3 separate regions of the Homo sapiens genome follow, and all the other regions are linked to region 1. The links are chromatin loops, found by intact Hi-C in ENCODE. Cell type or tissue: PC-3. All regions are shown on one strand. Each heading gives the region's core, and the rest is flanking DNA. Links, peaks and the distances in the headings are about the cores only.

Region 1 (4,712 bases), core at 782-3,281:
CACACTGTCCCCATCCTCAAGCCCTGCTGTCCACCCCACCCCTATTTGTACAGGAGCCATTTAATAGAGCAAACAGTATTCGTTTGGCAGTTTATTTGTGCTGCACCAAAAAAAAAAACAGAGAAGCCAAAACTGAAAGAAAAAGGAAAAACAAAAAACCAGAAATGGAGAAGTGTTCCCTTTCCAGACAATCATGTAAGTATCCGTAATTAACTTATGTCTTTTTATAGAAGTTATGGATTTTTGTGTTTAAACACTGACCACAAAAAGTGACTAGTAAAATCTCTGAAAAGTTAAGGGAAGTGCTTAAATTCCAATTTTAGTAAACTTGTGTCCAATTCAATTTTCTGTGATTTTTAACAGAAATGGAATGTTGGGGAGAACTGGGAAAAAAGGGTAGTATTCTGGTTTGCATGGTAGACCCCATGTGAACAGGTGTTTAAAACTCACTGCTAGGTAAACTAGATTCAAATTCAGAACTTTTGTCGAGCAATGAATATTTCAAACTTTTACTTTTTTTTTTTTTTTTTTTTGCTGACAAAACCTTGTTTTTTCCCCCTTCCCTTTTTTTTTTTTTTTTTTTTTTTTTTTTTTCCAGCAGGAAGGCACAATCATTCTACAATGCTGCCAAATATAACAAACATCTACAGATGGGTTGGTCTGCAGCTGGAGGCTTTAACTTTGTAGTATTTATTTGAAATATCCAAGCCAGCAGAGCAGGGCTAAAGCACAGTGGGCACAATTCACAATGTTTTGGCTCTGGAGCAAATAGCAGTTGAACTTAGTTTTTTCAGCTAAAATGGAATTTATGCAGATGTGCTTTGCACTAAATTCATTAAACAATTACATCCTGGTGCAGTTTTCACATTTTTGTAAAGGATCTGCATAAGCACTAATTAGATCTAAAACAATGTTACTGGGCAAATTACAGTGCCGATTGTTCGCCTCGGCTTGCATTCCACATCTGCTTTGCAATGATGATGATAATTTAGGTGCAAGCAATACAAATGCCGGTTTTTGTTACATTTAATAGAAATATTTATTTAAAACATACTATAGATTAATTGATAATGTAACCATTTTTAAAGAGCCTCCAAATGTTTTCTCACGGACATTGAGTGGAAAAATGCAATCTGTGAAAATACAGTAGCTGAAACTTCTCACAATTGCTAACTGGCATTTCCTCAGTGAGGTTTGCTATTGAAAGGCAACTTTGCATTTCATTTGGCTTCAAGTACAAGCTGGGTTCGCTGAATTACAGCAGTGCCTTTGAGAGTGCAGCGGCATTTGACATAAAGGCGTAAAGACTTTCCTAAACAGCTCCCAGTCGTGGCAACCCACGCTACCTCTTCTTTGGTCAATCAGTTTCAAAGGCTGACTTAGTATTGGAAAATTATTTAATGGCTTAAGTATTTCAGATGTTAGAGTATGTTTTCTTTCTTCCATATTCATCTTCTTTCTACTTTGTATATCATTAAGTATAAGAAGGCATATTAACGTTTAAACATAAAATCAATTCTGCTGAAGCGAGGACATTCAGACAGGGTTTCTATGGCAACTTTGAATGTACCAACTTAATTCAGGGTTTGCTCCAACCCAGAGTCACCTCCATTATCACTCTCACCCTAGACATTCTTTAACTCGCCTGGCCAGCCATGTAGTCGGGAATCCTGAAGTGCGATCACTCTGCTCCTGCCCAGGCTAACGGCTACGACGACTAGCTAGCATTATCTCTCTCCCTGGGAAGGAGGCCAACCTGGTGAATCAGTTTGGCTTCTGGTTTCCTAAAAACCACTCCTGTTGTTTGACTTTTTGAATGGGTTACTTTTATTGTTTGATAGAGCCAGACATACAACAGCAAGCTTGGTGCCAGCACTGACAAAGATGAAAAGGCAAAATGAAACTCCGAGGGTAATTGTCATGAAAGTCCAAGTTTGGACATATCTCCTCTCTATGAGGGAACACTGTGCTAATTATTAATGCAAAGCACAGCCAGCATTCATGGTGCTCTCAAAATTTAGCATCCATGTTCATTCATTCAGTTTACTGGAGTGCTTCCCTAACCTTTACGCGGGACTTTCCATTTCATTCTGCGGTTTTTGCTAGGTAAGAGGGATTGGAACTAGAAGAGTGATAATTTCTTCTACAGCCTTAATTGGTAAGCCTGAAAATGCTGTGCTGGTGGAATATGAAATTATATCCTCTTTGAAGGAAAACATAATTTAGCACCGGGGCTTTGGGTTGTTTGAAGGTAAAATGTATTATGCCTGTGGAAAAGGCAAAGCAATATTTGTAATAAAAGACGTCATTTTTTAAAGACTCAGAAAAAAGAGAATAATTAGTATTTCCTAACTTGAACCCAAAATTCTTCTTGATTCACCCTGGGAAGATGGTTGGTTCTATATTTTATTTCCATTTTGTGTTTTACCGTAAGGGGGAAAGAATGAGGATTTAATTTTTACCAAATTAAAAGTAATGTGAGAGTTATTTCCCAAACTCCCAAAAGCTGCCTTTGGGCTGGGGAAAAATGGAGAAAACTCTAACCAAAACACTGAAATTTATTTATTTATTTATTTATTTATTTATTTATTTCTTACTTATTTGTTTACTTACTTATTCATTTATTTGAGACAAGGTCTCACTCTGTCGCCCAGGCTGGAGTACAGTGGTACAATCTTTATTCACTGCAGCCTCCAACTCCCAGGCTCAAGCAATCCTCCCTCTTCAGCCTTCTGAGTAGCCAGCACTAGAGATGCATGCCACCACACCTGGCTAATTTGTAACAATTTTTTAGAGACAGGGTCTTGCTATTTTGCGAAGGCTGGTCTCCAACTCCTGGGCTCAAGCAATTCTCCCACCTTGACCTCCCAAAGTGTTACTGGTGTGAGCCACTGGCCAAAGACACTGAAATTTTAGAAAGTTACGAACAGTGAAGGAGTTATTATGGTAACTTCTTCAGTCATAACAGCATTAATCATTCCCGTAGCTGAGAAAAAGTTTAGGTAACTTCTGAAGTGATAACTAAATGAAAGAACAGAGCTCTTGGCAAAACTGACTTAATGCAACTGTTGTACCTTTTGGCTAAAGGGAATCTCATTTGTGGTTTGATGGCACAGACGATACCATTTGCTCCTCCTAACTTTCTAAGTTGCTGGATAGTGACCATCTATGGCCCTATGGGGCCAGAGGCAACTCTGGGTTCTATTTTACCTCTCTCCTTCTTTCTTGGCCTTCTTCTTTCTCCCATTCCACAAGAGTTTCTGGTTCTTTCTCTGGGCCAAGGAATCTATTAGGCACTGTAGAACCAGAGACGAGTATGCCAGAGGACCTGCCTTTGTGGATTCACACTCTGGTAGGGAAGAGTCACGCATCCTTATCCAACAGGGCACAGACTTGTCATCCCTGATAGAGATCCTAGGCCATGTACTGGGAAAAACCCAGAGGTTGGGTGGCTATAGTCGTTAGGAAATAATCTTACTTCCTGGACTACTTTGTATTTGCTGGATTGAACTCCTGAATTTTATTAGTCAGAACATATTATCCAATATTATGTTACATATTATTGCATATCTGATATAATATTACATGTATAAACTGATCCACTAATGTCCATCAGGACAAATACAAATTGTTGTAATTGAGGATGCTGATAATGGAGGATGACGTTCCTCAGCCCTCAGAGTGTCTCTTCATAAGGCCTTGTAGAAATTGCCAGCATTAAAATTCCCTCTTAAATGAATCTTCTTTAAGGAGCTTATCCTTTTAACCAGTTTAACTTTATATTAACTGGATTAACTTTAAATCATCAGCACTTTCAGGCACTTCTGGTAGAAATTTGCCAGTCTAGATGTTGCTTCTGCGCTGGTCGAGTGGCTATGTCTCTCCTTGTAGTGGTGTCATCTGTGTGTCCCAGACAGCAAGAGCTCCTTGCTGTATAAGAGAGGAGAATCTCACATTTGGGCTTCTGTGTCAGAAAGGCTAACACTATAGAGAAAGGAGCATATGAGAGATTTTATTTTATGTATTTATTTATTTATGTTTGAGATGGAGTTTGCTCTGTTGCCCAGGCTGGAATGCAGTGGTACCATCTCAGCTCACTGCAACCTCCTTCTGCTGGGTTTAAGCAATTCTCCTGCCTCAGCCTCCAGAGTAGCTGGGATTACAGGCATGCACCACCACGCCCTCCTAATTTTTGTATTTTTAGTAGAGATGGGCTTTCACCATGCTGGCCAGGCTGGTCTTGAACTCCTGACCTCAAGTGATCCACCTGCCTTGGCCTCCCAAAGTGCCAAAAGAAAGGAGGAAATAACAGTGACGGCAGAGGGAGCCAGGAGCCCAAGCATAGCTAAGACAACGCTGGGTATCTGATGCCTGGTGGCCCTACAAGAGAAAGCTTAAAGGGTGGACATGAGCCTAAGAGACACTTACACTTAATTTTACCTGGAATTTGCCCTGCCCATTAGCTTCTTTAAAACAGTCAATAAAACACATGTATTAGGAGGAAGTTCAGAACTGGGCTGGGCTGTCCTTTCTGTACACATCCGATTCTGGTTGGTTTGACAACATTTTAAAGCACCTACTATGCAGCAAGCTAGTATGATTTAAGGATATCACAAGGCTCAAAAAGTTTGATCCCTTCTTGCCTTCAAACTCTGCTTAGTGGGAGCGGGAATCATATATGCCATTCTGCACAGCACAAAGCATAGCACATT
Region 2 (4,712 bases), core at 1,101-3,600, 170 kb before region 1:
GTTTAGAGACAATGTCTGAACACTCTAAAGTTAACTGTTAAACAGCTATAAGTTTAATCATAAAGGCAACCAAAAAATAAAAGGAAGAAGGTAGGATCAGTATTAAAAGTTAAATCCTTCTATTTTTCACAATGGGGAGATATTAGGTTACTGAAGGTTAAAGTTTAGTATATTATATAAAAAACTGGCATAATGATGAGACAATTAAAAATAGGAAAAAAAGTTCTAAAATGATTATCTCTGACAAAGGAGGTAGAAAAGATAGGGAGATTTTTATTTTTCATTTTATACCTTTGTGTGTTATTCAAATTTTTATGTTTATGCAACTATTCATCTCAAAATAAGCACATACACATTATTAGAAACACATACACATACACATCTCAAAATAAACACATACACATTATTAGAAAAATGATGGCAAATTCTTATTCATTTTTTTTTCTATAGTCCATGGACTAAATACTTTCTATTATGGTATTTCAAAGATATAATTAATTAAACAGACTAAAGAATCATCCTAAACCTTTGATAAATATGTGGAGATAGCAACAGCTTACATTGTGTTAGAACTGTCAAAATAAATCCACAACCATCATCTCATTTAACCCTCAAAACCATCTTGTGAAAGCAGATTTTAGAGATTAGTAAAGTAAAACTCAAAAAGGTTCAAGTGATTTGCCATCCCCCTCCAAAAAAAGTAGAATAATATAAATACGTTTAAAAAGTAAATCAAAAAAGCCTTTATAAAGCACTGAAATCTGAAAATGCTTTCGTAATTTATAACAGGAGAATGACATTGAAAGAAATTACACTTGACAATACAAATGGTCAGGCACATCGGAAAACAGCTGGGCAGTTTGTTAAACATATACTTCTTATAAAGTTAAACACACACTTACCATATGACCCAGCAATATCATTCCTAAGTTATTACCCAAGACAAATGAAAACACATTACACAAAGACATGCACTCTAATGTCCAGACTCTTTATTCGTACTAACCAAAAGCTAGAAGCAGCCCAAATGTCCAACAAGTGATTAACAGATAAACTGTGATATATCCAGACCATGAACTACTACTCAACCATAAAAAAAAAGCTAATGATATACAAGACATGGATGAATATTAACAGTATTATGCTATGTAAAAGAAATCAGCCATAAAAAAACTATGTACTGCATGATTCCATTTATATGAAATTCTAGAAAAGCAAAATTATAGTAACAGCAGATAAAGTGGTTGCCAGGGTTAAGGGATGAGGACTGGGCTGCAAGGGAGAACAAAGGAACCTCTCGGGTTAATGAAAATAACCACTATATCGTTTTCAGAGTGTTTGTTACACTACTGTGTATCTCTGGCAAAACTCATCAAATTATGACTTTACATTGCTTAATTTTATTATGTAAGTTACGACTTAATAAGGCTCATTTAAAAAATAATCCATAATCACATTTAACTATGACAACAGCTTTTCAGGATAGGTATTTACTACAGACCTTCAAAAAATATTAAAATCAATATTAGGAGGGAACTTGTAACCATAAAGTAGATATACAGGAACTAAAAGGTTCTGAGAATGGAACAGTCCTCATCCTACTCGACGTGGCCATGTGGGTAAACAGTAGTTGCCTAGCAACTAATCTAAACTCTAAATTTCTAATAAATATATTGACCACATAAGCAGGTGATCTCACAGATGATAAACCGCTTTACATCGAAGGGTTCTTCCTTTAATAATAAAAAATAATAATGTGCTTAAGTTATTTATCTAAAGTAGGAGTGAACAAGGTGTATTAAACCTAGATGATGAAAAATAAAAATACGAAATTAAACATAAACATACACACACAAAAAATCCTTGTCCTCATTTGGCCTTTTACGTCAGGACTTTACTTACCAAATTTATGGGATTAATCCATGAGTTTGCGGGTGAACCCTTTCCCCTTTTCTACTTTAAGCCATTCCCCTACAACCATTCAAACTGGCTTAATTCTCTTATTTATATATTTACATGTGATTAAATGCATATAGGATCGTACTTTTACATATATTAAATGATTCTAAAGATATCTCTCCAGATTACAGAACCTGTAGACACCACAGAAAAATACAACACTTTCTGTAACACGCTACACACAACATACCAGAAAGTCAAACCTAACTTAACTAGATTATAAATGCTCAAAATCAAGAATTACAAAAAAATCCCTTAATAACAAGCAAATTCCTAACACACGTTAAATATATCATTTCTCTCTTACTAGACATAGCATGACACAGTTTAACAGTATCAGAAAAAAGATCAACTTCTAAGACACCACTCACTGCTAGCACTCTTACCAACCGTATTATTTTTGGTTTGCGGAGCACTTACCCCTCTTCTGAACCCAACCTTCTTTCACAATGGTAACATCGCTCATGATGACTCCCCTCTGAGCCCCCAACTTGGAGAAATGGTACTTTGTGATATCAGCTTTAGGGTTTGGATTCTCTGCTGCTGCTGCCCTTCCCACTCTCTAGTGATGACTCAGCCTGGAAGGAAGTATTGAAGAAAGAATTTTTTTTCCATTCTTGCAACTCACAGAGCAATAACAAACAACTAATTCTTTGTAAATGTCTTCAACTGGCCTGACCTCACATAAAAGTCTGGCTCTTCAAACTGGGGAACTTATTTATTAAATAGTTCTATAATGAAAGCACTTCCCTAGTCTTGTGACCAATTTCAAATGATAGTGAAACTTTTAACCTAAGAGGTTGCAACAAAAAAGTCTTAAGAAAACCAGTCACGCCTACCCAAATAATAGAGAAAATTTGTTTGGTGATGTGTATTTGAGGTGAAGAGGGAAGAGAATGAAAGTTAATTGCCCTAAATCCCTGTAATTTCAGAAGCAATTGTAAATTTTTTGTTTTTTTTTTTTTTGAAACGGAATCTCACTCTGTCGCCAGGCTGGAGTACAGTGGCGCGATCTCTGCTCACTGCAACCTCCACCTCCCAGGTTCAAGCGATTCTTCTGCCTCAGCCTCCCAAGCAGCTGGGACTACAGGTGTGCGCCACCACGCCCTGCTAATTTTTGTATTTTTAGTAGAAACGGGGTTTCACCATATTGGCCAGGCTGGTCTCAAACTCCTGACCTCATGATCCACCCGCCTCAGCCTCCCAAAGTGCTGGGATTACAGAAGTGAGCCACCACAACCAGTCGTGAATACTTTAAGTGATATAAAATACAACGTACCAAGAACTCATCATTTACGTATTCTTACTCTGCCTGTTCCAAGAAATATTTTAAGGAGATTAAAAAATAATTGATTTCATATTATGTACTTATTATAAAGTAAAGTGAAACAAAGGGAATATGAAAGTAGAAAAAAATATTTAGTACTCAAGATGTGCCAAGAACTGTTACGGGTACTTACATCTATTATTCTTATGTGATCTTTATAACCTTATGAGGATACTATTAATTCCATTTCACAGACAAGGAAACTGAGGCTCACACAGATAAACCAACTTGCTCAATTTCAACACACCTAGTAAATGTGGAGCCAAGATCTGAACCCAGGCTGTCTGACTCCAGAGCCTGCATTCCAAAACTATACTGCCTTAAGATAAAAAGAAGTCAGAGTAAAGGCATACATACTTGGGAAAGATACGTCACAAATTTGGCATGGAGCTCTTGGGAAGACAATGCAAATAACAAAACACAACAGGCTTTCCTATTTACAGTATCCAAAAAAAATTTTTTTTTGAGATGGGGTTTCCCCCCATCATCCAGGCTAGAGTAGAGTGGCACAATCATAGCTCACTGCAGCCTCCAATGGGGGTCAAGCAATCCTCCCACCTCAGCCTCCTGAGGAGCTGGACTACAGGCAGGCATCACCATGCCTAGCTAATTTTTAAAAAAAATTTTTGTGGAGATGGGGTCCCGCTATATTGTCCACGCTGCACAAATTTTTTTAAAAAGCAAAAAAAGTTCCTCAGAAGAAATACAACTTTTCCTGGGACAAACATCGAATTTATCCCATGGGTCTTCTTCATAAGATGTATGCGGGAAAGTCCTCAAAAACACCCTCCCATATACAGCAATGAGTTTTACAGGGTCATTGCTTATTGTCACTCTCAAACTAAAAAGGAAAATGCCAACATAAAATTAGTAAATCCATTTGCACAGAAGGGGACCAAAAAATGTGGTCCAGGTACACCAGTGTTATGTGGTCAAGAATCATATCATAAATTTTAGATAACTAGAAAAATGGATAGATGGACTACACAAACATACTCTCTCAACTTGGTTTGTGATAAATGATACATAGCAGTTAAGTTCAGTGTTAGACTCCCAACCTAGCGCTAAATTAGACTACAGGTCATTCTTCAATGCAAATTAAGTGTGGAGCTTAACCATTTAACAGTCAGGAATCAAGACTAAACATTCTCTAGACAGCCTGACTAAATAGCCTGACAAAAGCTATGTAGCTGAATGCAAGACCACCAGCCTCATGTATTATGAGGTCACAGGCAGAACCTATAGGTAAGGCTGAGACTCCTCAAAATCACCATGAGTCTGTTGCTGTAGAGTGTCAAAAAGGGATATTAGTTTGTAATCCCAGCACTTTGGGAGGCCAGGGCAGGAGGATCACTTATGTCCAGGAGTTCAAGGCCAGCCTGGGCAACATGGCAAAACCCATCTCCACAAAAAATACAAAAATTAG
Region 3 (4,712 bases), core at 1,101-3,600, 300 kb before region 1:
TTGTGACAATCAAATAATGCTTTAAACCTCCATGAGGAGAAGAAATATTATTTTTAGCTAGGTGTTCCAAAGTCTCATTTTAAAGATAATAACCCAAATACAGCTTAAGTACTGGCCGTAGCAGAGAAAAGTTCAGCTCCAAAATAAACTGAGGTTACTTTTTTAAGTATGAAAAATAATTTTGTAGAACAAAATGTGAAATCAGCTGGCCAGGCACAGTGGCTCACGCCTGTAATCCCAGCACTTTGGGAGGCCAAGGCGGGTGGTTCACAAGGTCAGGAGTTACAGACAAGCCTGGCCAACAAAGTGAAACCCCGTCTCTACTAAAAATACAAAAATTAGCCAGGTGTGGTGGCACGTGCCTGTAGTCCCAGCTACTCGGGAGGCTGAGGCAGGAGAATCGCTTGAAACCCTTGAACCCAGGAGGTGGAGGTTGCAGGGAGCTCAGACCATGCCATTGCACTCCAGCCTGGGTGACGGAGTGAGACTCCATCTCAAAAACAAACAAACAAAAGAACAAAATTTGAAATCATCATCACTAAATAACCACTAATACCATACATCCGAAATACTTTTATCCAACTGTTTTCTTTATATTTTCTTTAAATAATTTATTTCCCTCCACATTTATAAAACAATCATATATCCCTAAATAAACATAAGGTTCCAAGAAACAACCTTCTATCTGTGACCATTCTCTCAAACAGCCTCTACAGCTTGGTATTCTTATTCTATGATAGTCAGAGCATTATATAAATACTCCAATTGTAATAGCTACAGAGCTCTAGACTTGCACATAACACCTAATAAAAATACTAACAGCTACTACTGAATTCATTCAAGACATTCTAAATATATTATCTCATTTTGTTTTCACAAGATCCTTGAATAGCAAGTATTGTTTCCTTCTTTCAAAAGATGAAGAAATTCACATTTAAATAGTTTAAGTGACTATGAGTAAATTCACTCATCTAAGTTAAGTGATATTTAAATCTGGTCTTTGTAACTTCAAAGACATTCTGCCTTTAATATTTCAATCACCTTAATATGTATACTTGCCTGTACTACTAAGATTTAGCAAATGGCTCTGAAAGAATCAGAAGTAACATATCATTAATAAAGCATAGACCTGCAAGTTTGCTTGTGTATAAAAGTTGGTATAAGCTTGCTTTTCCCAGTCACTCATTAATATCCTGACCACTGACAAACCATACCCTCTCACTTTAATAACAAACACCTTCTACTTAAAAAATGGCATACTGCTCGCCTCCAAACTTGGTAGGGATATTAGGATTGACTATGAAACTGTAAATACATGGACATAATCCTACACACAAATATGGATATATTCACGGCCACCTATATAAAAGAAATAAATACATGAGACAAAGGAAAAGTCAAGGTGGCTGATGATTTTCTATGCCTTTTCAGCAAACACGGATTAGAGTCACTTGAGTAAAAACTGACGGTGAGAGAGAAAGTTTTTTCTAGATAGACCTGACCTCTATTTCTTTATGAAAAGCAGAAAATAACAGATAACCTTCCTTTAATTCTTTCAGAAAGACATTACTCTGGACACGAAGCTCTGTCAGTACGTTGGCCTTTCAACCATGCTTTGGGCAATTTCTGCTTGATAATTATGCAACAAAACCTTAAATGTTTTAGGAAGGCATGAGTTCCAAAAGTCAACATAAGCACTTTTTAATTCTCCACACATATTTTTTTTTGAAATGTTAAGTCCACATTGGGCGGAAAAAAGAAAAAAGGAGAAAAGTCAGAGCTTCTCTTTTTTGTTTTCTAGTTATTCCATTCATATTGATTGGTTCTGAAATGTTACAAAAATTTTTGGTGTTCTAGAAAATAAGTAATATGGAAAATTTTTACCTAAGGTCACTGTTTCTTCTCAATTATTTAAGGTGAAAGTAATAAACCAGACATTTAAGTAAACATGCTCACTTCCATCTAAATATAAATGTTATCACAGCATTTGAAAACATTCCAGATATATCAAATCTCTAACACCTAATGTCAAGAATGTATCAGAAGGAAATATACAACCAACTCATTAATGCTTGATAAAAATGCACGCTTGTCATTTATAGAATCCATGACAACCATGAGAAAAAGAGTATGTACTGATCAAAAAGGCCAGGTTACTATATAACTTTGTTTCACAACTAACGACATTTAAGTTCAAAGTATTATGGAATTACTTACAAAATAAACTGGGTACTCTCTACCTCACCCCTAGTGGTAGGCTATGAAACAAATCGATTCAGTTTAAAATAGTTTATGTGCCGACTAGTGTTAAAACGTTCATGTATGCATTAAGATCACACCAAATCACCTGACTGATTCCTTCATCAAAAGCTCCTCTTGGCAGTTAGCAGTACACACCTAACATTAGCCAAACAGGTTATCTACCATCAACACGGAGAAATAAGAAACTTTGTATTGCCATTTAAAGAAGTTGCTTTCTAAAACTAGACATGAATAAGGGAGAGAAGAGGAAGTATTAAACCCCTAAACTAATTAACGAAATAAGGGAGGGGGGATGCAGGAAAACAATGATAATTAGTATGTACCCTTGGTTAACCAAATCCACACATACATTCATTCTGTATATGCACAAACATCAGCAGCATCATAAACCGTCTCAAGTTCTAGCCATTATTCAGTTCGACATCTGCACATGTTTATGCGTCTCTCCAAACAACCTCTTGAACACCCTGCTGGAGCTGTCATTTTTTTCTTCTCCCTATCTGGCAGATGGCAAGTCAACAATCGGCATCAACAGCAGCCGAATATCTCCCCCTCCATCCTACCCCCCTAAACAGACACAATAATAACTTCTTTGTGCTTCCCTACAATGCAGCTGCTTAAACCATTTCGCTACAAGGCTGCTTTGCCTTAATAAAAAAAAAAAAAAAAAAAAAAAAAAAATCCCTTCTGTCAAGTCTAAAAAGCAGCATAATGTTAAGCAAGCTAAAGCCACAGCACAGCTGCAAACGGGCAGACACATTGACAGCTCCTCCCTTAACAAAGCCCTGTGAATTGAAGGGGGTTCATCTGAGGCTCACACAGTAATTAGTATAAAAAAGTCCGACAGCCTCTATTATGCTAAGGGAAAAAAAAACTGGACAGAACTGGGCTGCTGTTTTGCGTCAAGAGTTCTGCTGCAGAGTAGATAAATCATGTTGGGTTTTTTCCTCTCTTTTTAAAGACAGTAATAAGGAGGATGAGAGAAGCTAATTTGAAAACTTGGACACAGTAATTGTACCATATGGTGAGCATTTATCCTTTCTGAAATGCACGCTAACAGTCACTTACATGCACACTGCTTTGTTTTACAGTTGTTATTCTCTCTACCATATTCATAAAATGGATTTGAATATCTGATACTCAAGATAAGTTGTGTGTAATTAGCAAGAGAACTGCCTAGGTTTAATTTATTGGCCTTGCACTGCAATCTAGTAAAATGCAAAACAAAATTAAACAATGTGTCCACTTTGTACAGATATTTTTTCTTTAACTCAACAAAACACTAATGAATACAAGTTCATTGGAGTGTTTCTAAGTTAAGGCACAGTGTATTTTGAAAATTCCAACAGAATAAACTATAGCTGTTGATAAGATTTCTGATATGTCACCATAAGAATAATTTTTCAGAAAGATCACCTGGTTTAATTTTGTATTTCACTGAAGCAGATGTAACTCTTCCTCATATACATCAGTAAACCTAGATGCAAGAGAAATTTCCTTGCATATGTCCTAAAAATTTTAGGAAAAGAAATTCTGTCATTTATTAAATAGTTATTAAGTACTCTGTGCCAAGCACCTATCTGGCACGGGGAGGAGAATATAGAAAAGCTTTCACATTTTTTTTAAATCTAAACATAAATTGACTTATTTTGTCTACTTCAAAATTCTATAAAAATCTACTATTTGAAGAAAGACTTTAATAACACTAATAGTACACTGGTTATCATGGCACAATATATATCAAAATATATAGGGAACAAGATTAGTTTAATCAGAAGTAAATTCACTGTAATGACATCTGTGTGACCCTTTTAGGTAAAATATTCTGTGTTTACTCAATATAAACTATGTTCTAAAACTGACATACTCAACTAGAACTCATATGAATCCTTTAAATTTCAAGTGGAGTAAAATCACTGGTTTGAATTTCTACAGCATCCATTTGACCACAAGTATCCTTCTGATCAATATTTTGGGGACATGAAGAAGCAGAATATTTTAAGGTATTGTTAGTTCAAGACAGAACTAAGAGTCCCTACTAAAGCTTGAAGTAATCTGTCTTTAGAAGAAAGACTGTGACTCCACCCAGGAAATTGGGCATAATTACATTAAGAAGGAATGGCTTCATCCAGAAAGTACCACTAATAATTTTCTACAATAAATCTCCATTTTGGCTTAACAGAAATAAACTTGGTCACCCACTACTAGTATAGTGGCTTCCCTTTATGCTACTGGTATTGGGCCATATGACCAATTTACACCTTGGATAAAAATATTCACTTTTGTATACTGCTTTACAGTTTACCAAATATTTTTAAATATTAACATGGGTCTTAAAAGTTCATTATACTGGGCCGACTTTGGTTTCGACATAGACAGATGTTTTGATTGAGAAATATGTGACCAACAACAGAAGTCTGATTCTGCATACTTTCAAACTGGGTGAATCC

What was found. Peaks named below come from ENCODE experiments on the same cell type or tissue, not always from the same donor. Only the 100,000 strongest peaks of a DNase experiment are listed, where the experiment ranks them.
Region 2: a loop joins it to region 1, with 3 times the contacts of the local background. A loop is called at or near these places in 3 of 110 quality-filtered maps.
Region 3: a loop joins it to region 1, with 2.3 times the contacts of the local background. A loop is called at or near these places in 2 of 110 quality-filtered maps.

Annotation. Positions count from the first base shown.
Region 1 is chr1:244,010,726-244,015,437 of GRCh38, forward strand. LINC02774 (long intergenic non-protein coding RNA 2774) reads left to right here. Exons shown (of 12, transcript NR_033883.1): 6 at 1-195. Among named protein-coding and RNA genes, the nearest start is that of ZBTB18, 38 kb to the right of the region's middle. In PC-3, for the core only: no CTCF peak of the experiment used is centred there; a DNase peak (open chromatin) is centred at 1,756; H3K4me3 peaks cover 605 bases.
Region 2 is chr1:243,840,746-243,845,457 of GRCh38, forward strand. It overlaps AKT3 (AKT serine/threonine kinase 3), which reads right to left. Exons shown (of 14, transcript NM_005465.7): 2 at 2,380-2,537. The coding sequence starts at 2,425. Among named protein-coding and RNA genes, the nearest start is that of AKT3, 7.1 kb to the right of the region's middle. In PC-3, for the core only: no CTCF peak of the experiment used is centred there; a DNase peak (open chromatin) is centred at 2,596; H3K27ac peaks cover 925 bases.
Region 3 is chr1:243,710,832-243,715,543 of GRCh38, forward strand. The region is part of intron 2 of AKT3 (AKT serine/threonine kinase 3); the gene reads right to left. Among named protein-coding and RNA genes, the nearest start is that of AKT3-IT1, 81 kb to the right of the region's middle. RefSeq lists an enhancer at 2,334-3,760. In PC-3, for the core only: a CTCF peak has its summit at 2,248; no DNase peak of the experiment used is centred there.